Regions from separate parts of the Homo sapiens genome. Here regions 2, 3, 4, 5, 6 and 7 are each linked to region 1. A link is a contact called in ENCODE Hi-C or POLR2A ChIA-PET data. All regions are on one chromosome and are shown on one strand. Each heading gives the region's core, a stretch centred on a gene start or an enhancer-like site at or near the end of the contact. The rest is flanking DNA. Distances are from core to core; before and after follow the strand shown.

Region 1 (2,700 bases), core at 45-2,544:
TTGCCAGAAATAGCTAGCGATTTTTCTCATCTCATTTCTAGTTCTCTGCCCACTTGCTTTCCCCTCCCTAGGTTTTGGGAGTTCTCCCTCAAATACTAATGGTGGAGGAAACAAATCTTTTGAACAGTGGAGACATGAACAGAAACCCAATCACATCTATGGAAAGGAGCTGGATATGAGGACATATTAGTGCAGAGGAAGAACGGGTGCAGCAAAGAGAGACTGGGCACGGGGGCCCAAGACGGACTGAGAAAAATCATGTCTTCAGATATTTAGGCAACACTGAGTTTCAGAGGGCTTACCAAAAAAAACTTTCACTTTCTAGAAACAAATGGTAGCTTTGCAAGCTGAGTGATGCCAAGTTTTAAACAGCCTGGTTCAGATTCAGGAGAGACAGGGGCAGAGAAAAAACTTCTGAGACACTACTTCTATTTTTACAGTCACTTTGCTTAGACATCAAGGGCATGGGCACTTTTTTGGCAGCCTGTGCTGCTGGACGCCTCTGAGGAAAAGAAGTTGAAATTACATCAATTGAATCTTCCCATTTCCTAGAGCTAACTCAAGTCCCTCTGGTTAGGAACTGGTGTGTCTTGCTTTGGCTCTTGAGGTCTGAAATGGTAACAATCTTGGGCTCTTTCTTGCAGGGGAGGCTGGGATTCTTCAAAGTACAGATCCTTGTTCTAAGCCTAGATGGATGAGGCTGACATCAGAGCATTGCCTTTTCAGTTTGGGCTACTTGCCTCAGGCCCAGATGTGACTCCTGCCAGCCTCACTGCTCAACTCCACCCGGCAGCCATCCTGAAAATGCCCGTCACCTATGCAAGAGCCTCTTCCAGGCACAAGTGATGGCAGGGTCTACTCTGGGGGTCCCTATTGCTTCCCGGGGTTCTCTCTCTCTCTCTCTCTCTCCTGTCTCTCTCCCTCTCACTCCCTCCCTACCCCCTTCTGCATCTCATTCTGGCTCAATCTCTTTCACTCTGTCTCACCCTGTCACACAGTCTCTTTCCCTTTCAGTTTGCCATCTTCCTCTTAGTATCCCTTTCTCTCTGCTTGTCATTTTCCTCTCGCAGTCTTGCTCTCCACCTCCATCTCACATCCTGTCTCGCTGAGTCTCTCTTTTGCTCACTCCCCGCACGCACTACCTTGCTCGTTCTCAGGCTCCCTGCAAGGGCACTAAGTGCGCTGTTCACCGGCCAAGAAGAGGGATCCTGTACAGTCACACTGGTCAGACTGGGGTAAGAGCCAAAGCACGCAGGATGTCAGACGGCAGCTGACAGTCCCCTCTGATGACAGGGCAGAGCGCACAGGACGACTCTGGTTTGGCTGTGGGTGGGGAGAGTCATTTTGGTCTTCGTGGTAATGGCGGTGCCGGGCCTCCTGGACCACATGAGAAGGCTGGTGCGGTTCTAGCGATGCAGTGGTTCTCACACTCTTAGTCATCCTTCCACTGACACACAGTGGCTCAGAGCCCACTGCAGTCCCCTGCTCTTGTCTAAGTCTGCCTTTACAGCCCCACAGGCACGCGACCATGGTGACATCGGGCAGCTTTTATGATCCTCATGTCTCCTCGGATCCCCTTCCCACACAACTCTAAGATTCGGAACACAAATAGCGTTTACGTGAAGACCACGACCACAGGGCATCAAAAATTACCGTGTCTTCCTATTGGAAGCAACAGAGCCCTCTGATATAATGAGTCTGTAAACATACACTTGTCAAAACAAATTGAAAACACTCTCCCGCCAAAGAAACCCCCCAGAAAACTATTAGTCAATTTGAAATTATTCTAAGGTCCAGCTTAGTCTAGAGCTTATCTAACGGTCTATTGAGTTCTCAGTAAGTCATGTGAAAGGAAGTCCTATGATAACATTTCCTGAGACTTCTAGACATTTGATTAAGGAGTTATAAATCTTACAGTCTGACTTGTCACAAGCAGAGTGAGATTACACCCAGGGCTGTCAAGATTAAGTAAACTTGTCTTGTTCTCTTACAGGTCTTTCTCAGCCTTATACCATAGATTAAAGATTTGTTTTGAGATTAAAAAATGGTTACCATCATGCTCAATGTTTTTAAAAAAAAAAAAAAACAGTCAAAGGAGTATAAAGTGACAATTTTCAATCTTCACATCCTGAAACGTATTTACCTGCTATTCATCGGCAAGATTTTAATAAGCAGTAAGTAAAGAGGAAGGAGGAGTGCCTTCTGGGCTAGTCCAAAACTGTTGCCAGATTAATTCATTACAGCTAAAATGAATAACTATATTAAATCGAAGAATGTGTATGACTATGCAGCTCCCGATCTTCCAGTAACCAATTCCAAGAATGTGGTGGAATCAAATCAATATCATGGTGGGGCGGGTGGGGGGCGGGGGAGGTGTCCAGAAACCTCTTTGCAGAAGCCCCTGTCAAATTATATTGCTAATTTTGAATTGACACATTATTCTAGGAATGACCAGCAGTTACCATCAGCAAACCTGTGGAGACTGAGGTTTGAATCCAACACATCACGGAAAGAGAGGATATTTAGGGAGTTCTAGGTCACTGGGATGCTTCCTCAGTTTAGTGACAAGAGATTTGGTACCTAAGTGGAGAACTTACTGTTTTCAATTCTCTATACGCACCGAAATTATTGGGTTAAATAAAGACATGACAAGCCATAAATCAACCTGCTTTTTTTTTTTTCCTGTGGAGTTTTTACTCA
Region 2 (2,700 bases), core at 48-2,547, 230 kb after region 1:
AGTATACACGGGGTTTTACCGTGTTGCCCAGGCTGGTCATAAACTCCTGAGCTCAGGCAATCTGCCTGCCTTGGCCTCCCAAAGTGCTGGGATTACAAGCGTGAGCTACCGCGCCTGGCCTAATTTTTCTAACCTAAAACAAAGAAAGGGAAAATAAGAGTCTTACATTATACACTGGTAGCTGAGAGAATTCATCATTCTGAGTGGCAACCATGTAAGCTTAGCAAAATTTGATTGTACACCGTATCTAGCTGAAAGAACAATGTGGAGAATTAAGCCAAATTCCCTTCTTAGAACTGTCTGATGGTGGTGCCTTTGACTGTCGGGAATAGCTCTGACAAGCTGAAGGGAAAAAAACAACCGGTACAGTTTTACAATAAAGAGATGGGCAATATCATCTAGGAATTTGTGACTGAAACCTAAATTCTTAGACGTTTTTGTTTGTTTGGTTGTAGAGAGAGGTTTGAGTTTTATCTTGGGGAAGTTAAAAAGACTTTGTCCATTCTTGAGTTTCATCAGTACGAGCTATAATAAAATGGTGCCTAAAAGTTATAAATCTCTTTGGAACTCTGTGTACAAAGCATATTATATGGTGGTGTGAGTCACACAGAACTCTCCATTTCAGTCACAATGGCTTTTGTTTCATATTAGAATAAAGTGGGTTGATGATCTTATTCTCATTCCGTGTAAAAAGTCAAACTAACATCACGTCTAAAAACACAGATCGACGAATTACCCAGAAACGAGTGTTCAAGGAGATCTCATGCAACATAGTAAGTGTACGGTAGATTCTGCAGGGTTATGACATCAGTTTTAAATGAGCCATGATCGTATCACTGTGTTCCAGCCTGGGCGACAGAATGAGACCCTGTCTCAAAAAATCAAAAAGAAGAAAAACAAGAGGCCGGGCGTGGTGGCTCGTGCCTGTAATCCCAGCACTTTGGGAGGCCGAAGCGGGTGGATCACAAGGTCAGGAGTTCAAGACCAGCCTGGCCAAGATGATGAAACCCCGTCTCTACTAAAAAAACAAAAATTAGCAGGGCGTGGTGACAGGCGCCTGTAATCCCAGCTACTCAGGAGGCTGAGGCAGAGAACTGCTTGAACCTGGGAGGCAAAGGGTGCAGTGAGCCAAGATCGCGCCACTGCACTCCAGCCTGGGAAAAAGAGCGAGACTCTGTATCGAAGAAAAAAAAAAAAGAAGGAAAACAAGGTAACTGCTTACAGGGACCACAGGTCTCTGGTATCACAGTGTAAAGTTACCCCATCAAGAGAAGATTGGCAGGGCTTGGCATTCTAAGAAAGAGTGATTAACACTGAGAGAACTTAACCCTCCCCAGAAGAACTGACACTCCCTTTAGGCAGAGGGGAGAATCAAGGATACCTGAATGCTAACAAGGACGTCCCATAAAACTGGAACTATCACTACCTGGTGTTGATATTGTCTGCCTTAAATAGTTCACTAGTAGAGAAAGGAATTCACCAAGAGGAAGGCCTTACAGGACTGCACATAAACACTTGCCGCATAAAATCAGGAAACACTTCACTAATGCACTACTGGATAAAGCAAATTGCTCATTAAAATGAGACTCATCAGGGTAAAAAATGGGAATGCTAAACTGGCCTGGAAATGAAGTTATTTACCATTTTGTTTGAAAGGCGGGACAGAAGAAAAATGTGTAAACCTATTCGAGTCATGCAGTTGGAATCTGGTTACTCTGTTTAGATGTTCATGTCACAGAATCAGCTCAAGAATTTCTTGAGAAAAATAAAATAGGGTTCACTTCAAACAACACCTTCCACCTGCCTTCTGGAGTGCACTAGGCTTTTCAGAGGTACACTCAGCCTCACAGAATCACGTATCCATGATGGGCCAACTACACAGATAAAGTTCTCCTTCTTGGTAAGCTCCAGTCGCCGTTCAACTTTCTAAGACAGAATAAAATAAGTGAGAACCCATTCGTGTAAAGCTGAAATTTCACCAGGTGTCTTCAGCCAAAACCTCCGTAGAATTTAAAAATCAGTGAAGATGTGAGAGGGAAATCATTGCATCTATGTTAGAAATCTGGACTTGACTCAGAAGAAATTCCGTGTAACTCCATTGTATTCTAGTCATCCGATGAAGGAAAATTCAAACCAGCCACCGCCTTCAACATGTTTTTTATTTGTGTGTGATGTAGCTTCATCTGGTCCAGATTAAGGACCGCCACATATATATTGCTGACTTGAGTTTACTGCTGAACTTGGCCTAGCAGGCTGGTCACCCCAGGTCTTCTCTCGAAAACCAATGCTATGCCAAAGACAGCACCATGTATAAAACCACCTCCTACGCCCCATCAATCAACCAAATGTGCATTTTCACATGGAAGGTGCCTGCCTGCAAGGCCAGCAAATGACTTAAACCTTGGCAGGAAAGCCTCTCCTCTCTGTGATTGTCATTCTCAGACCTCCGAACTTGTCAAGGAGGCCAAGCATGGTGGCTCACACCTGTAATTCCAGCACTTTGGGAGGCTGAGGCAGGCAGATTGCTTAAGGTCAGGAGTTCGAGACTAGCCTCAGCAACATGGTGAAACCCCGACTCTACTAAAAATACAAAAAGTTAGCTGGGCATGGTGGCATAGGCCTATAATCCCAGCTACTCAGGAGGCTGAGGCACGAGAATTGCTTGAACCCGGGAGGCGGAGGTTGCAGTGAGCTGAGATC
Region 3 (2,700 bases), core at 104-2,603, 240 kb before region 1:
GGAATATTTTGTAGAAACAGTAATTTTATTTCGAGGAGGGGAGGCAGTAATATTTGTAATGATGGCTATGAGGTAAACTAATTAAAAGACAGTTCCTAGAGGAAGAGGGTGGCTGAGAGCAGCTGTGGCCATTCCAAAACCAAGTGCCAAGTCTCAATAGAGGAGCTGCAGTCAAGTGGAAAATTTCTGCCTGACCTCTGCCCTTGCTATTAATTTGCAGGAAAACTAATGACACATATACATATTCCCACAAAATTGTTCTAATTGCTAATTTGCCAAAGGAGCCCAGATTCCAAATTAAACATGACTAGCCCGTGAGGGAAGGAAGAAGAAAAAGCTGTACACTCCAAACACAGGGTGCTTTGCCACACAAAATCATTTGAAGGCTGAACCAACAAGTTAATGAAATGTCAACCTTGTCAACTGGTACAGAAGTTTCTTAACTTTTAAACTTCTGTTTGATGATCACATGCTTGTCTGGAGGAGAAACCATCTTCGAAAGGGAAGGTTGAGAGAGAAAGAATGGAGAAGAAAGACTCAAAGCAGGCTCTGTGTTCAAACCAAACCTGCTCTCTTAATTAAGGCCTCTTTGAAAAAAGAGTGCCCCCCCAAAAAAAATTAATTACAGACTTAGAACAGAAGAGCAAATGGGGAATGGTGTGTGTTTTTGCTGTAATCTTGAAATATTCATCTTAATTGTAAACTATTAAATCTTAATGTAATCATCAATTAGAAATGAAAGCATATGTGCTTTGTGTTTCTGATTGCAGTTCAGGTTTTAAAAGATAATTTTTTCTGGGGCATGGGGCAGGAAGGGAATGGACTGGGAGGGTTTCTTTTCCTGATGGAAAGCCTATTTTTCTTATTGTGTTCCTTTTCTATTTAAAAGAAGTTGCTATGTTTAGAAAAGTCAGTAACTCTGATATTTTCTACATGGCAAGTTTCCATCATGTGATGATTTCAGCAAAGATAATCTCTTTGAAACTCTGGCCAAAAGTTAAATTCTTATGTCATTTAAAATTGCTGTAGGGTTTTATTTTTTAAATTTATTTGTACTCTCAGGCATCAGCTTTTCTTTTAGCCATCGAAACTATTCAAACTTGGTTGGCTACCCACTATTCTGCTTAGTCCCTTTTTTTTTTTAATTAATTAATCTTTCTTTAGTTTTTAACAGTAATCTCCCCTCCTGTTTAAAGATGATGAGTCACTCACATTAAAAAAATAAACTGCTGATGTAAACCCCTGACAGAAACAGACTTGTAAGTATTCCCATAAGAACTCATTTTTATTTTTGTTTGTGCTCTTGCCTCACATGAAAACAGATTCTGAGAACAAAAGACAAACCTGAAACCCAAACACCAAGGGACACAACTGCGTAGTAGGGACTTTCGGGCTCACAGAACTTGTTTTTCTGCTCTTGTTTTACTGGCCTGAGCCAGCTCAAGTCCTGCTTTAACTGCATGGCAGTGTCATTTCTGGGCATGAATCACTGAGTTCAGAGACGGCCTTTCTGAGGCTGGAGGGACGTTACCAGGCCGTGCGGAGGGCAGGACAATGGGTGGCAGCCTTTGTTACAAGCCTTTCCTTTCCTTTCCTTTACCATCTCAGCCTGGCCCTGTTTTAGAGAAGCGAACTCGTGGAAGGTTATGACTTACTTAGAAGGTGGTGGTACTGGCAGGGATACTAAAAGCAAAAACAAAAAAATTCTAGTTGAAAGGTTGGTGGGGGTGGGGCACTTAATGAAAAACAGTATATAAAACAGCTTTTGTGTATTGTGCCTAAGAATCCCTTTTTATGACTGCTTAATATTATTTCTCCAACTCTAAAGCAAGGACCCAGGCAGCCCAAATGATCCTTGAAGAGTTAAAAGACCCTTTCTTTTCGGGGGGGCACTTTGTTTTTATAGGAGCTAAAAACTCTTTCAAAACAGTCCTAATGGCTATGGTTAGAGGAAAAGAAAATGTATAAAAATGAAAATCTAATACTATATTTCATTACAAATATCCAAGTTCCTGTAAGTGCTTTATAAGATTTTCGTCAAGAAGAATATACCACCTACACTGTAATTACGTGCCCACCAAATCTAAAAGAATGTGGTTTCTCCAGGAGCAGAAGTTGTTCTCTGATGTGCAGGAATACCCTAAAGCAAAGCGTTCTTCTCATGTACTCAGTATTATAAAATACGATTTACAGTGTTTTCCTGACATAATGACAGAGTGTGAAAAGTCTTTTTAAGAAATCCGTAGTAATTTAATAAAGTCATCATATCACAGACATGTTTCTTTTTGTTTTTGTTTTGTCCTCTTAGTTTTTCACTCCCTCCCCCAAATGAAGTATCTTGGCAAATTCTCCACAGAGTAAGCACGGAGAAATTAACCTCCAAGCAAGACATTTGGGTGTTTACTTTGAGAATGTTTACTGAGTCTGGAACAAAAGAATATCAATCATTTTCATTAGGGCAGTTTACTATTGTTTGTTTTTGCTTTTCTTTCCATAGAAAAGAATAGAATCTTTTAAAATAACAAGAAATGTGGCCATTCTAAATGTAAGAACTGCTTTTCGGCTCTATGTACCTGAGAGCTAGAGCTTAGGGCTGCTCTGGTCAACTTACACATACTACATACGTCCACGCAGGGTCCAGTCTTTATAAAATTAAAAGTTTGAAAAGCTTGTCTTAACTGATGTTGGCTATTCCTTTTC
Region 4 (2,700 bases), core at 159-2,658, 130 kb after region 1:
GTACCACCCACAATATCCTTCAGGCTCAAGTGGCAAATGATTCTGTCTTCATGGGGAAGATAATGTATAACCCCTTCCGGATGGGACACGCAGAGTATGCAGTACATAGTGGGAACTTTCCAGAGAAAACCCAAGGGCAGTATTTTATTCCTACAATAAAGGTGATGTGTGTAGCTTTGTTCCTTCTCTTTCTCCCTCAACCAGATACAGTCCTCTTAGGTGCCATAAAAATACAGAAATTCACAGGGAAATCCCCAGACTCTGACTGATTCAACAAATACCGACTGCATGCATACCTACCATATGTTAGGCACTGCTAGCCATGGAGAAGCCACACTGAATACGACCTACTTCTTGCTTATTACCTGATAAACAGGTGAATTCATGAAGGGACAGGGCTGTAACATATGGAACAAACAAGAGGTTTGGATCAAGAAAAATAATAAAGGGGCTGTCCCCTTTCACGTAGGTGGTCAGCAAAGGCATGTTTAAGGGGTTGATTTTTGAACTGAACACTAAGGGATGAGAAGGAGTGAGTCCTGGGAGGCATGGAAGGTATCCCGTAATTCAGAGGCAAGGGAGATTTTATGACATCTGAGAAGAGTAATGGGGTTTAAATAAAATATTGGAAACCACGCGGCAAAAGCTCGAAGTTTCCAAGAGTCTTTTGAACACGCCAGATCTTCAAGCCACTATCTCCACACAGTGAACATGATGGAAGCAAAGCCTATGTCAGGCAGACCCCTGATAAGTACTACTATAGGCTGGGGTCTGTTGCCCCAAAACCATCAGTTCTGTGATATGGTGTCAATGTTAATGAATTATCACTGCAGGTTTGTTATTATAGGTGGTGTGACTCTTACCCGTCTCACCTAACAGGGCTCAAAAACTCAAGAGACAGCCAGGGTCACGTGGTTGGCACTGTTTTTCAATCTGGGTACAAGTCACCAACTGGGTCATCCATGAGTACTGCTGACATTCTTTGCCACGGACCTGTGGCAGCTTCTGTGTGCAGATGACACAGTCCTTTGAGGGCCATTCCCAAGAGGATCTGTGGGGGACTAGGACCTGCTTTGCCGAGTCAGCACAGAGGCAGGGATGGAGGATGAGGTGGCAGAAGATCGACATCATGTAACATCAGCCTGCACGAGCGAAACCCTACAGTTTCAGATTATCATCAGCAATACCAACTTGAAAGCAGTTAGTGAATTCTGCTTGCGAGGCAGGACCATTGTCTGACTAAGTCAAAAAAAAAAAAAAAAAAAAAGGAATAAAAAAAGAACTGTATGCTTCTCAGGGGAAATCCTCAAAACAGGATCCAGAGACCTAAGCTCTGCTAACAGGGCTACAGCAGCTGTATACATAGCTGCACGTGTCCTTGCAGATGTGCAGCAGGACAAGCTCCCAAGGCTGTACTTGCATTTACAAGGGAATACCAGGTGAGGAGCAATGGACTGCGAAACATGCGTCATCTATCAGTAAAACAACGACCAGTGAACCAGCAACAGGATGGTACAAGCTTGTCAGAGACAGAGATTTCCACTGTATCACCTGGGGTGCCTAGTACAATGCTGGCATTTATGATGTACCAGGATCCGTGCTAAGCTCTTTACAAGCATCACCTCTCTAACTCTTCAGAGTGAGCTGGCTTCTATTTTTATCCCCTTTTCCAGATAAGGAGGCCGTGGCACAGAAAGGTTAAGTAACTTGCCTAGGGTTGTTCAGCCAGGAAGTGGAAAAGGTGGAATCTGAGTCTAAGCCAATCTAACTTCAAAGCAGACACTCTTAACCATGCTGCTATCCTGTATCCACAGGAGGCATCCAAGGAGTTTCTGCGAATGCATCCATTACCCTAAGTTTTATGACTACTCGTCACAGGCCAGTATAGGCAGAGAATATATTATTAATACAAAGCATAGGGAAGTCTCATTCTATTCATTTTATGGGATAAAAAGTGGCTCACAAGAATCATGTACAGGCCAATTTGGGACAGAAAATTTGGACAGGAGTGGCTTACTTGTCCCGTGCACCCCACTCCCACGGTAAGCTTTCAGCAGAGATACAGGGAGCAACAAATCACAGAAAGGTAGGATGGAGAGTTCTGTCCCGTCCTTGAGTCTACATAAGAACAGAGGGACAATGCAAAGCTGTCAGCAATGTCCCCTGCCCATATAGGGGGAACAGAATTGGGTGTGAGTGCGTGCCACTAAGACCTCATGCTAGTACTCAAGCCTTAATGAAATCTTACATCCACAGGAAGGAAAACCCACTAGACTAGCATATTCGAGAGTTTAAATTTTGCTTTATAGCTCTCTTAATAAAGAAATGTATTTCTCAGATTTGCCATGGCACTTTCAGTAAGAATATTGTGGTCTTAAAATATTTACTGAGCTGTATCTCTGCTGAGAATTAAACAGGCTAAAATTCTAACATGTAAAATTCAAACAAGGCACAGTCAACAGAAGGCATTCATTGAAAATAAATAAAAATTAAACATGTAAGCAAAATTGACAGCATGATTTCGTAAAAGTAACCATAATGGTTGCTCAGTAAGCATTCACCTTTTCTTAGTACTAGAACCCAGAATTTACCTGGGACATCAAATTGTTCAAGTCTAAGGATGCATTTCCCAGACACCCTTACAGTTAGGGGTGGCTAATAGGATGTAAGCAGGCATCATTGGATAAGGCTACAGGGAAA
Region 5 (2,700 bases), core at 185-2,684, 200 kb after region 1:
ACCACCTACCATAATTCTCTTAAACAAAAACAGACCAGTGTTGGCCCTCCTATGATTAGCCTCCCAGCTGCCTCTGAACTGCTGATGGAGCACCTCCATGTGAAAAGCTCAGAAGGCAAGTCATAATTTGATCCCCTCTTGACGTGGCCTTGGTTTCCTATTTTATCATTTTAGGAGATGCTTCCTTTTGAAATTTTCAAACAACCCAGCCCAACTTTTTAAGACAGTCTGCAGTCACCCCGCAATTGGGATGCTGAACATCTTTTACTTTCAAGCACTGCGACATCTTAATGGTGTGATGTGGAACAGGAAACATTAACTCACCCGCTAGTTTCAGTCACACTTCACAGCTTTCTAACACAAGTCAAGGACAACACGTAAGGAAGTTAGAAGTCAAGGGGAGTGATAATGCAGGCACTTCAGAAGAGAGAAGCATGCAACAGCATCAGCATAAACACGAACTTCTCAACCAACAACCCTCCCCCTTTTCACTCCTATTAGAAAAACTACATACAATCCAAAATGTTCTAGTGCTCCTTAAACCTAAATGCACGTGAATCACCTGGCCATCTTGGCAAAAGACTGATTCAGTCGGTCTGGGGTGGGGCCTGAGACCCTGCATTTCTAATAAGAACTCAGGTGATGCCGCGGCTGCTCGTTTGAGGACCACACTTTGAGCAGTGAGGGCATGGGGTCCCTCCCCCACGTCCTCACCTCTCTTCTCACCCTTCCAGTGAGGTCAGGAGAGCCCACAACTGAAAACAGGTTTCCACCTGAACAAGGCTGAAAACTTGTTTCAAATGAATCTGAAGTGTGGGGAAATAATCGAAAAGAAAGCCAAAAAGAATAATCGCCCAAGCTGCAACAAGTCCTTCCAATTAAACAGAGAAGGAACTCACTGGTAGTGCTGTACAGCTCCCACACTTCAGAGAAGGATCTAGGGGACAAACTTAACCAATGGAAGAAAAAAAGGGGTGAATGCCCTCTCTCTTGGCTGTGTAAGCCTTGAAATTCTTTCATCTCAGTAAGAGTTACCTACCATTTCTGGGTACACACACACACAAGCGCGCACACACACACACACTCACACACCCCTTCTTTCATATGGAGAAAACACAAACCAAAACTCCAATACAAACCCCCATGTGTAAGCTAAGACAAGTCAAGATTTCCTTGGAGAAAACTAAAACTCATTCAGGAGCCAGGAAAGAGCTGCCTGAAGCCCAACACCCAGCCCAATATCTGAGGCCTCCAACTCTCCAGCTGCTACAGGCAACCCAGTAAGATGCCAATGTCTCTGGTTCAACAGGTTTAGAACACCTCCAAGTCCCCAGAGACAATTTCACATCTTCAAAGCTCTCACTGAGGGTGAATTTATGAATCCACACAGCACCTACAAGTTCTTCCTTCCCTAGGTGCTATTAAGCCCATTTCACAGATGAGGAAGCAGAGAGAGACATAAGAATTGTGGCAACTTGCCAAGCGCATCGCAGAGCAAGACCAAGCGTGCATCCAAAGTGAGAAGGCTCCAGGCTCCCACTCCCAAGACCAACCCAGCCACTCAGAACATCCTAGTCACAGGCCCTGAAGCGGTGTTCCTTTGGCAAAGACAGAGGTTCACCTTGGACTTCTGCCAAGGAAAAACACATTAGTCCTAAAGGCGTGTCCTCTGTCTCCCCTCGCAAACTGCTCAACTTTATAGGATATCCGGGATTAGACCAGCTTCTCCTCACACAAAGAGCATCCCCCTGCTGGCTGGCATGCTCAGACATGGTTCTACCAGGGGTACAAAGCAGACCTGACAAAGAATCATAGGCCATAGAACCAGAATTAGAGAGGTAGCTGGCCATGGGGCCAACACAGGGGCCTCCCAGGCTGGCCTGTGTGGATTTCTCAGTCACGTTATCTGCATCCCAGGCACACTGTATCTCCCACCTCACTGAGCCCTTCAGCAACCCTGGCAGGGAAGTGCTATTATGCTCCCCCGCCGCCCCGCCCATTCTATGTGTGATCTAGCTGAGCCTGAGACATCTTCAGTTGTATTTAATCAGCTTGTCTTAGGTCACATGATTTCATGAATGGCCCTAAATATACCCGCAAGTCCATAAAGATGCACCAGCAGAAATATATTTCTATTTTTATTTCTTACTTATTTTATGTACATATTTATTTTTTAGAGACAAGGTCTCCTTATGCTGCCCAGGTTTATCTGGAATTCTTGGCTTCAAGTGGTCTTCCCGCCTCAGCCTCCCAAGTCGCTGGATTATAGGCCCAAGCTGTCAGGCCTGGCTTAGAAACATTTCTAATGCTAACATTTCTGCCAGAATGCCAACCTTTTTCAATAAGTAACAAAGAACTGCGCTGAAGGATGGTCCTTTAACCATAGTCTCACCAGCAGCAAGAAGGAAGGGACAATGATTTTGGCGACCAGGCAAACAGAGGCATCACCTCCTCTGCAGTCAAACAGGGAAGATCATAAATCCCAATTTGGGCTTTCAAGTCATAATTAGGATAATGTCCATCTTTTGCAAGCTCTGGCGATGTTGCAAGCACTGGGTAGGGCGCCTTCCCTATCTCATTTGTAATCCCCACCATAACCTTGCAATGTTACCAATGAGGAAACAAGTGCTTTGCCCAGTGCCCACAGCCAGGTAAAGAGGATTCCATGTCTGGTTCTCCTGACTCTAAATTTGTGATATT
Region 6 (2,700 bases), core at 141-2,640, 220 kb after region 1:
CCAGGGAGAAGGGGATTGCAGGCGGAGTTGCCTGCTCAAAAAAATGAAAGCATGCAGATTGTCAGGCCCCACTTGGGACTTAATCTGAATCTCTGAGGGTGGGGCTCCAGCACCTGCAGTTTTTATTTAAATCTTTTTTTATTTTTTTTTTATTTTTTTGAGACATAGTCTCGCTCTGTCACCCAGGCTGGGCTGGAGTGCAGTGGCGCGATCTCAGCTAACTGCAACCTCTGCCTCCTGGGTTCAAGAGGTTCTCCTTCCTCAGCCTCCTGAGTAGTTGGGATTACAGGCATGTACCACCACACCTGGCTAATTTTTTTGTATTTCTGGTAGAGATGGGGTTTCACCATATTGGCCAGACTGGTCTTGAACTCCTGACCTCAGGTGATCCACCCGCCTCGGCCTCCCAAAGTGCTGGAATCACAGGCGTGAGCCACCACGCCCGGCCCTTATTTTGTTTTTAACTGACACACAATAATTGTATGTATTCATGGGGTACTGTGTGATGTTTTGATACATGTATATTTGGTGTCATGATAAAATCAGAGTAATTAGCTTATCCATCACCTCGAACATTCATCATTTCTTTGTAATGAGAACATTCAAAATACTTTCTTCTAGCTCTTTTGAAATATACAATACTTTATTGTTAATGACAGTCGCCCTACTGTGAACAGGACATGGGCACGTATTCCGCCTATCTAACCGTAACTCTGGGTTCACGTCTGTCGGTCTAACAAGCCCTCCAGGTGACCCTGATGCACACTCGAGTTGGAAAGCCACTGCCTTCTCTCCATGCTTCTCAACAGTCATGACCATCAGAATCGCCTATAGGGCTGGTTAAAACACAGACTGCCAGCCCTCATGCCAGATTTTCTGATTCTGCCACTCTCCCTCCAACAGGGCCCCAGAACCTGCATCCCTAGCAAGCTGCCAAGTGACCTGCTCTAGGGATTTCTGAAACTAAAGAAGGGAGCTGAGTCTCATTTTGTATCCTTTTGTCATTTTTTTCTCACTTGTATATACTTTTAAATAAAGAATGGAGGCTATTTCTCAGCTGATGAGAAAATTCTATAGTATTGTAGGGTGGCCTTATGATGATCCAAGAATATACCAAAATAACCTCTTCAACAGAATACTATTTCCCCTTTTACCCTTCTCTCCCAATATTCTATGAGACCCCCAAAGGCAAAAAGCACCCCACATTTTGGACCAGCAGCTTGGCACTCAGCCTCCTTCAGAGGGGCTTCACCAGCCAGCCCCAGCCCAACTGGTTTCTACCTAAATACTCACTCCCTATGCACTATAGCTACTGACTTTGCCTCAAAGTGATTTCTCTCTCAAACGCCTAGTACATCAACGTCAATTGGCACTGGTTTCTGTTAACGAACAGACTGGCCTGCGCCAACCACAGCTTACCACACGTGTACTCGGCCTACTTCCCTATTTTCAATGCCTAATGATTTTTGCTGCGCCTGAACACATCTGGAGGGAGCCAGGCCCACTGGCTGCCTCTCGTCCCACTCCAGGCCCTCCTACAAAGGTGCACTCAGCAAACCCTCCAAGTACAGACAGGTTCTACAATGTTGCTCCAAGTCAGAGAGGAGGCCTCAAACAATCAAGGATTTTTTTTTTTTTTTTGGAGAAATGATCAAACCCGGGGGTGGGGACAGAACTTCCTGCAAGAAACCGCATCCTGAACAAGCATCACCACGACTCACTGTAAATAAATACTCTCTCCTTGCAGCACTTCCGTCAACTGTCAGGGCCCTGGCTCCAATCGCCTTTCAAGTCCAAACAGGAAAGGGGAGAAAAGAGAGTGAGATGGCAGATAGGAGGTTTAATTTGCTTCTTGCTGCAGTTTTCATTGGTGGGGCGCTTCCAATTCAGCAGGCCTGCCAGCTGCCTGGAATTGCTCCTGGACCCCACTTTTTCCTGTTAACCTTCATAATTGTATTATTACGGGCCAGCCCACAACTGGCCTACCCAAGGCTCAGAGGAGTGCGGCTTCTTCCCTACATCAGATAAGAAGCCAAAATCAAACAGGCCTGCTGCAGACAGAAAGGCAACTGATGTTTGCGAGGGATGCTCTGTACATGCCTCTGCTGTGACTTAACCCAAGGGATTGGGGGGAGTGGGGATGGCCATGGGGACTGGAGGGTAGAGGGTTCAAGAAGGAAATAAGTCAGTGACCTCAATTTTCTGGAAAACGAATGTGAAGGATATCCTTTTCAAAGTGCACAATGTGGCCGGGCAGGGGAAGATGTGCAAGGGAGATCTTTCATTTCAATAACAGCAATAGCAAGTACTTCTGGAGTGCAGACCACGTGGCAGGCATGACATAAATAGCTTCAACATACCTTTAGTCCTTAGTGTTCTCCATGGTACCTGTGAGGGAAGAGCCATAACCCCCATTTTACCAATGAGGAGGCCAAGTGTGGGAGGGCTACAGAAACACAGGCTGCTTCACAAACCGTAAGTGGCAAAAGCAGGAATTCAAACTCAGTTTTGCCTAAATCAGGGCTGCTGTGAACAGCTGGGAAGGAGGTGTACTGCACAACTGAAACGAGTGCCACACACATCTCCAGCAATGTAAATGGCAGCTCAGCAGTGTTTTGCCTGAACCGGAATGGGGCTGATGCTGAAGTCCACATTTTAACCATGGAATATACTGCCTCCCAAAGGTTCTGGAAAATAAAA
Region 7 (2,700 bases), core at 165-2,664, 180 kb before region 1:
TGGAGATGCTGAGTATGTATCAAGCAGCTGAGCAGTCATGGCAGAAAGGAGTGGAGGGGCAAGAGAGAAGTTAAGAGGAAAAAGCCCTGGTCTCGATACTAAAAACAAAATCAGCCTCATAAGGGACAGAAGTTGGGTGTGGTGGACTCAAGGGAAAAGATTCAAATGCAGACATGCTTCCCTGACTTCACTTGACACCAAAAGTTACCAAACAAATGGCCATGCTTTAAGCAACACGAAGGAGTTTCCACATTTTTAACCTTCTTTAGAAGGCAACTGAATCCAAGACAGCAGTGGCTTTAGCTATCAGCCTTTAAGGTACATATAAACCAACATCCAAATCTACTAGAGTTCAAAGAACTGCTGCCCTTGAGGAGGCAACTCAAATCTGCCCTACCATGCATAGATGGAGGAATTGTGTTTCAAAACACAGGCATGGCACTTTCTACTTTCTCTTTCCTTCCTGCCTGCCTGTCCGCCCTCCCTCCCTCTTGACATCCCTTCCTCCTTCCCTCCCACCTTCCTTTCTAGTTCTGAATAATCCATCTGCTTTCACATTACATATGTGAAAGTCAGAGTTGCTTAAACCAAGAGGATGTCCTAAAAACACCTAGAGTTCCCATTTGTTTCTGATGTCCATCACCCTTGGGATAAAATGTCAGTGGGCTTTGTAAAAGAAATTTACTAAATGTATAAAATCTTACTTTTCATGTGATCTCAGTTGTTGAGGAACTGGAGATGGAAGTGGTACCTGTTCTGATGAGTGTAGAACTAATTTGCTCAAAAATCAACAGATGAATGCAAAAAGAAAAAAAAAGGAAACTAAACAAAGTTTTCCTTTTTATAAGAGAAAGTGGTTGATTTCTATCGTTTACAGAAAAATAAACCTGAATTTATCCCTAGATATTAAAACATGGCATTTATAAAGCATTACTAAGATTTAAAATAGCACATGTTACATGGTATAAAATGTCTTAAATGAATAATAAAAGCCCTCAGGAAAATTCCTTTGTGGTTCCAAACAGAAACACTGCAAGAGTCCATTAAAATGCTCAGTAAGTGAAAAGTAGCGCCTCATTCTCTTACTCCAAGAGTGTCCAACAGTGGGATTGCTCTGTTACAGCTAAGCCTTCAGACCACCCTGAGACTTCATTTTGGCATCAACAAGCATTTCACCTTCTACATGGGTCCATCATTATCCCACTCCACTTTTCTTAAAAGAATCTATGTGCATGTTTTGATGGACAATGTCCTTAACAAATATACCAAGAGACAACCCACCACCTCCACCCAAAGTCTTCACAGAGCTATGCCTTCTGTAAAATCAACGCATACCTTGAGCAAGAGGTTGAAGGGGAAGGGCAGGCTGCCCGGGCTGAATTGTCAGAAGGCCTTGGCGCTGCAAAGACAGGAGGTGCTGCTGCTGTAACTGCTGCATCTGTAAAAGCTGCTGCTGAAAAGCCAACTGCTGGGTAGCCACCTGCTGTTGCTGTAAGAAATCAGGAAGAAAAAATGAGATGGCCACTTCCCAAGGAAGGTTAAAAGTATGGACACTTCAAAACTCACCATCATCATCAAATGCTGAGAATGGTCACTGGAGCTCAGTGGAGGGCTCCGTGTCAAGGTTTAAAAGGGACAAAGCATACCTCCTCTGAGGAGGGGTGGGGAGATGAGCGTGTTATCTTTCTACTGCCCGCTCCCATAAACACATAATTCGTCCATCAAGCCAGCTTTCCCCCCAGTTTGAAAGGTCTGAGTTTTGTCATCAAGATGTAAACTTTTAGACTTTGAAATTTTTAATTATGCACACTAGAGAGAAGACTGCATCACTCTAGTCTGAAGGGGTCTGAACCCCGAACCTTTGAGGTGTAAAAGAACAAGTTGCCTCCCTCCCTGCCTGCACCGGCAGAAGCTTTTAACTACTCTGTTTATCACTTCTGACATAAATAAATGAGAAAAAATCAGACCTTTGAAGAAGAAAAACTTCATCTAATATTGTTAATTAGCCATGACAAACGATGAAATAACATTGTAAATCTTTCACAGAAACAGCCACTAGATTTTAATTACACACATTCATAATTTAGCAAACAACATCGTACTCGACTGTGAGTTTAACATGAACGACAGTCTAAGCTTCAGATGCCTTAACATGGCTTTAGTCTCAGAAACTCCCAGGTCTGGTGGCTTGTCCTGCTTCCCCCATCTGCTTTGTTCTTGAAAAGAAGGGGCTTTACGATATGATAAATATCTTTTTGTTGATTGGACAATGACAGGAGGAAAACTTTTGTTGTGTAAAACATCAATACATCATTCCTGTGTTTAGCAGGCCTTGCTTCAGCCAAAAAAATTAATGTAGATTTCCTCAGTAATTATCTGAGTGATAGAAAGATAATACAGTGCAGTAGTACAATAAATAGAAGGAAATTATCTAATATCCTTAATCTGCTAGCAATCGTATCGAGGTGGAGGTCTTAGCCACATTATGGCTAACAATTATAAAAGGAAAACTAACCCTTCCCAAACTGTAGCAAAAAAAAAAGAAAAGTTTCTTCAAGAAAAGAACAAGATCAGTGTTCCTAATTCTGAGTATGATTCAAAAGATCAGAGAGACTTTTACAACTAAAAGGACTATCCAAGCCCTTTCAGAGCTTACATGTTCTGGCTAATAACTATACTTTACAAACAACTGCATTCACT

What was found. Hi-C counts contacts between places; a loop is a spot of excess contacts on that map. ChIA-PET counts read pairs that join two places held with the same protein, here RNA polymerase II (POLR2A). Pooled maps may share reads with other maps.
Region 2: a pooled map shows a loop between it and region 1 (3-fold over the local background). The contact joins two enhancer-like sites. A Hi-C loop is called at or near these places in 4 of 50 pooled maps. POLR2A ChIA-PET finds 5 or more read pairs at or near these places in 4 of 52 experiments (T-cell, activated CD4-positive, alpha-beta T cell, activated naive CD4-positive, alpha-beta T cell and 1 more).
Region 3: a pooled map shows a loop between it and region 1 (4-fold over the local background). The contact joins two enhancer-like sites. A Hi-C loop is called at or near these places in 1 of 168 maps with a recorded cell type or tissue (dorsolateral prefrontal cortex) and 6 of 50 pooled maps. POLR2A ChIA-PET finds 5 or more read pairs at or near these places in 1 of 52 experiments (A673).
Region 4: a loop to region 1 is called in a pooled map, with 6 times the contacts of the local background. The contact joins two enhancer-like sites. A Hi-C loop is called at or near these places in 6 of 37 single-sample maps with no recorded cell type and 13 of 50 pooled maps. POLR2A ChIA-PET finds 5 or more read pairs at or near these places in 4 of 52 experiments (activated CD4-positive, alpha-beta memory T cell and activated T-cell).
Region 5: a loop to region 1 is called in a map of natural killer cell, with 6 times the contacts of the local background. The contact joins two enhancer-like sites. A Hi-C loop is called at or near these places in 1 of 168 maps with a recorded cell type or tissue (natural killer cell), 10 of 37 single-sample maps with no recorded cell type and 11 of 50 pooled maps. POLR2A ChIA-PET finds 5 or more read pairs at or near these places in 4 of 52 experiments (CD4-positive, alpha-beta T cell, Panc1, activated CD4-positive, alpha-beta T cell and 1 more).
Region 6: a loop to region 1 is called in a map of endothelial cell of umbilical vein, with 14 times the contacts of the local background. The contact joins two enhancer-like sites. A Hi-C loop is called at or near these places in 2 of 168 maps with a recorded cell type or tissue (endothelial cell of umbilical vein and naive thymus-derived CD4-positive, alpha-beta T cell), 2 of 37 single-sample maps with no recorded cell type and 10 of 50 pooled maps. POLR2A ChIA-PET finds 5 or more read pairs at or near these places in 5 of 52 experiments (CD4-positive, alpha-beta T cell, activated CD4-positive, alpha-beta T cell, activated CD8-positive, alpha-beta T cell and 2 more).
Region 7: a pooled map shows a loop between it and region 1 (2.6-fold over the local background). The contact joins two enhancer-like sites. A Hi-C loop is called at or near these places in 7 of 50 pooled maps. POLR2A ChIA-PET finds 5 or more read pairs at or near these places in 5 of 52 experiments (activated B cell, activated CD4-positive, alpha-beta T cell, activated CD4-positive, alpha-beta memory T cell and 2 more).

Annotation. Positions count from the first base shown.
Region 1 is chr3:71,225,662-71,228,361 of GRCh38, forward strand. The region is part of intron 5 of FOXP1 (forkhead box P1); the gene reads right to left. Among named protein-coding and RNA genes, the nearest start is that of FOXP1-AS1, 63 kb to the right of the region's middle. RefSeq lists enhancers at 806-1,306, 2,500-2,700. Within about 2 kb of position 1,295, at least 19 of the 41 ENCODE cell types and tissues checked have a DNase peak (open chromatin) inside an H3K27ac peak, as active enhancers do; they include CD4-positive, alpha-beta T cell and natural killer cell, where a contact is called at or near this core.
Region 2 is chr3:71,460,619-71,463,318 of GRCh38, forward strand. The region is part of intron 3 of FOXP1 (forkhead box P1); the gene reads right to left. Among named protein-coding and RNA genes, the nearest start is that of MIR1284, 80 kb to the right of the region's middle. Within about 2 kb of position 1,298, at least 2 of the 41 ENCODE cell types and tissues checked have a DNase peak (open chromatin) inside an H3K27ac peak, as active enhancers do.
Region 3 is chr3:70,981,563-70,984,262 of GRCh38, forward strand. All of the region lies in intron 14 of FOXP1 (forkhead box P1), which reads right to left. Among named protein-coding and RNA genes, the nearest start is that of FOXP1-AS1, 310 kb to the right of the region's middle. Within about 2 kb of position 1,354, at least 23 of the 41 ENCODE cell types and tissues checked have a DNase peak (open chromatin) inside an H3K27ac peak, as active enhancers do.
Region 4 is chr3:71,354,968-71,357,667 of GRCh38, forward strand. All of the region lies in intron 4 of FOXP1 (forkhead box P1), which reads right to left. Among named protein-coding and RNA genes, the nearest start is that of FOXP1-AS1, 67 kb to the left of the region's middle. Within about 2 kb of position 1,409, at least 2 of the 41 ENCODE cell types and tissues checked have a DNase peak (open chromatin) inside an H3K27ac peak, as active enhancers do.
Region 5 is chr3:71,421,802-71,424,501 of GRCh38, forward strand. The region is part of intron 3 of FOXP1 (forkhead box P1); the gene reads right to left. Among named protein-coding and RNA genes, the nearest start is that of MIR1284, 120 kb to the right of the region's middle. RefSeq lists an enhancer at 199-248. Within about 2 kb of position 1,435, at least 8 of the 41 ENCODE cell types and tissues checked have a DNase peak (open chromatin) inside an H3K27ac peak, as active enhancers do; they include CD4-positive, alpha-beta T cell and natural killer cell, where a contact is called at or near this core.
Region 6 is chr3:71,442,746-71,445,445 of GRCh38, forward strand. The region is part of intron 3 of FOXP1 (forkhead box P1); the gene reads right to left. Among named protein-coding and RNA genes, the nearest start is that of MIR1284, 98 kb to the right of the region's middle. RefSeq lists enhancers at 1,121-1,230, 1,621-1,760. Within about 2 kb of position 1,391, at least 27 of the 41 ENCODE cell types and tissues checked have a DNase peak (open chromatin) inside an H3K27ac peak, as active enhancers do; they include CD4-positive, alpha-beta T cell, where a contact is called at or near this core.
Region 7 is chr3:71,045,607-71,048,306 of GRCh38, forward strand. It overlaps FOXP1 (forkhead box P1), which reads right to left. Exons shown (of 21, transcript NM_001349338.3): 10 at 1,336-1,489. Among named protein-coding and RNA genes, the nearest start is that of FOXP1-AS1, 240 kb to the right of the region's middle. Within about 2 kb of position 1,415, at least 4 of the 41 ENCODE cell types and tissues checked have a DNase peak (open chromatin) inside an H3K27ac peak, as active enhancers do.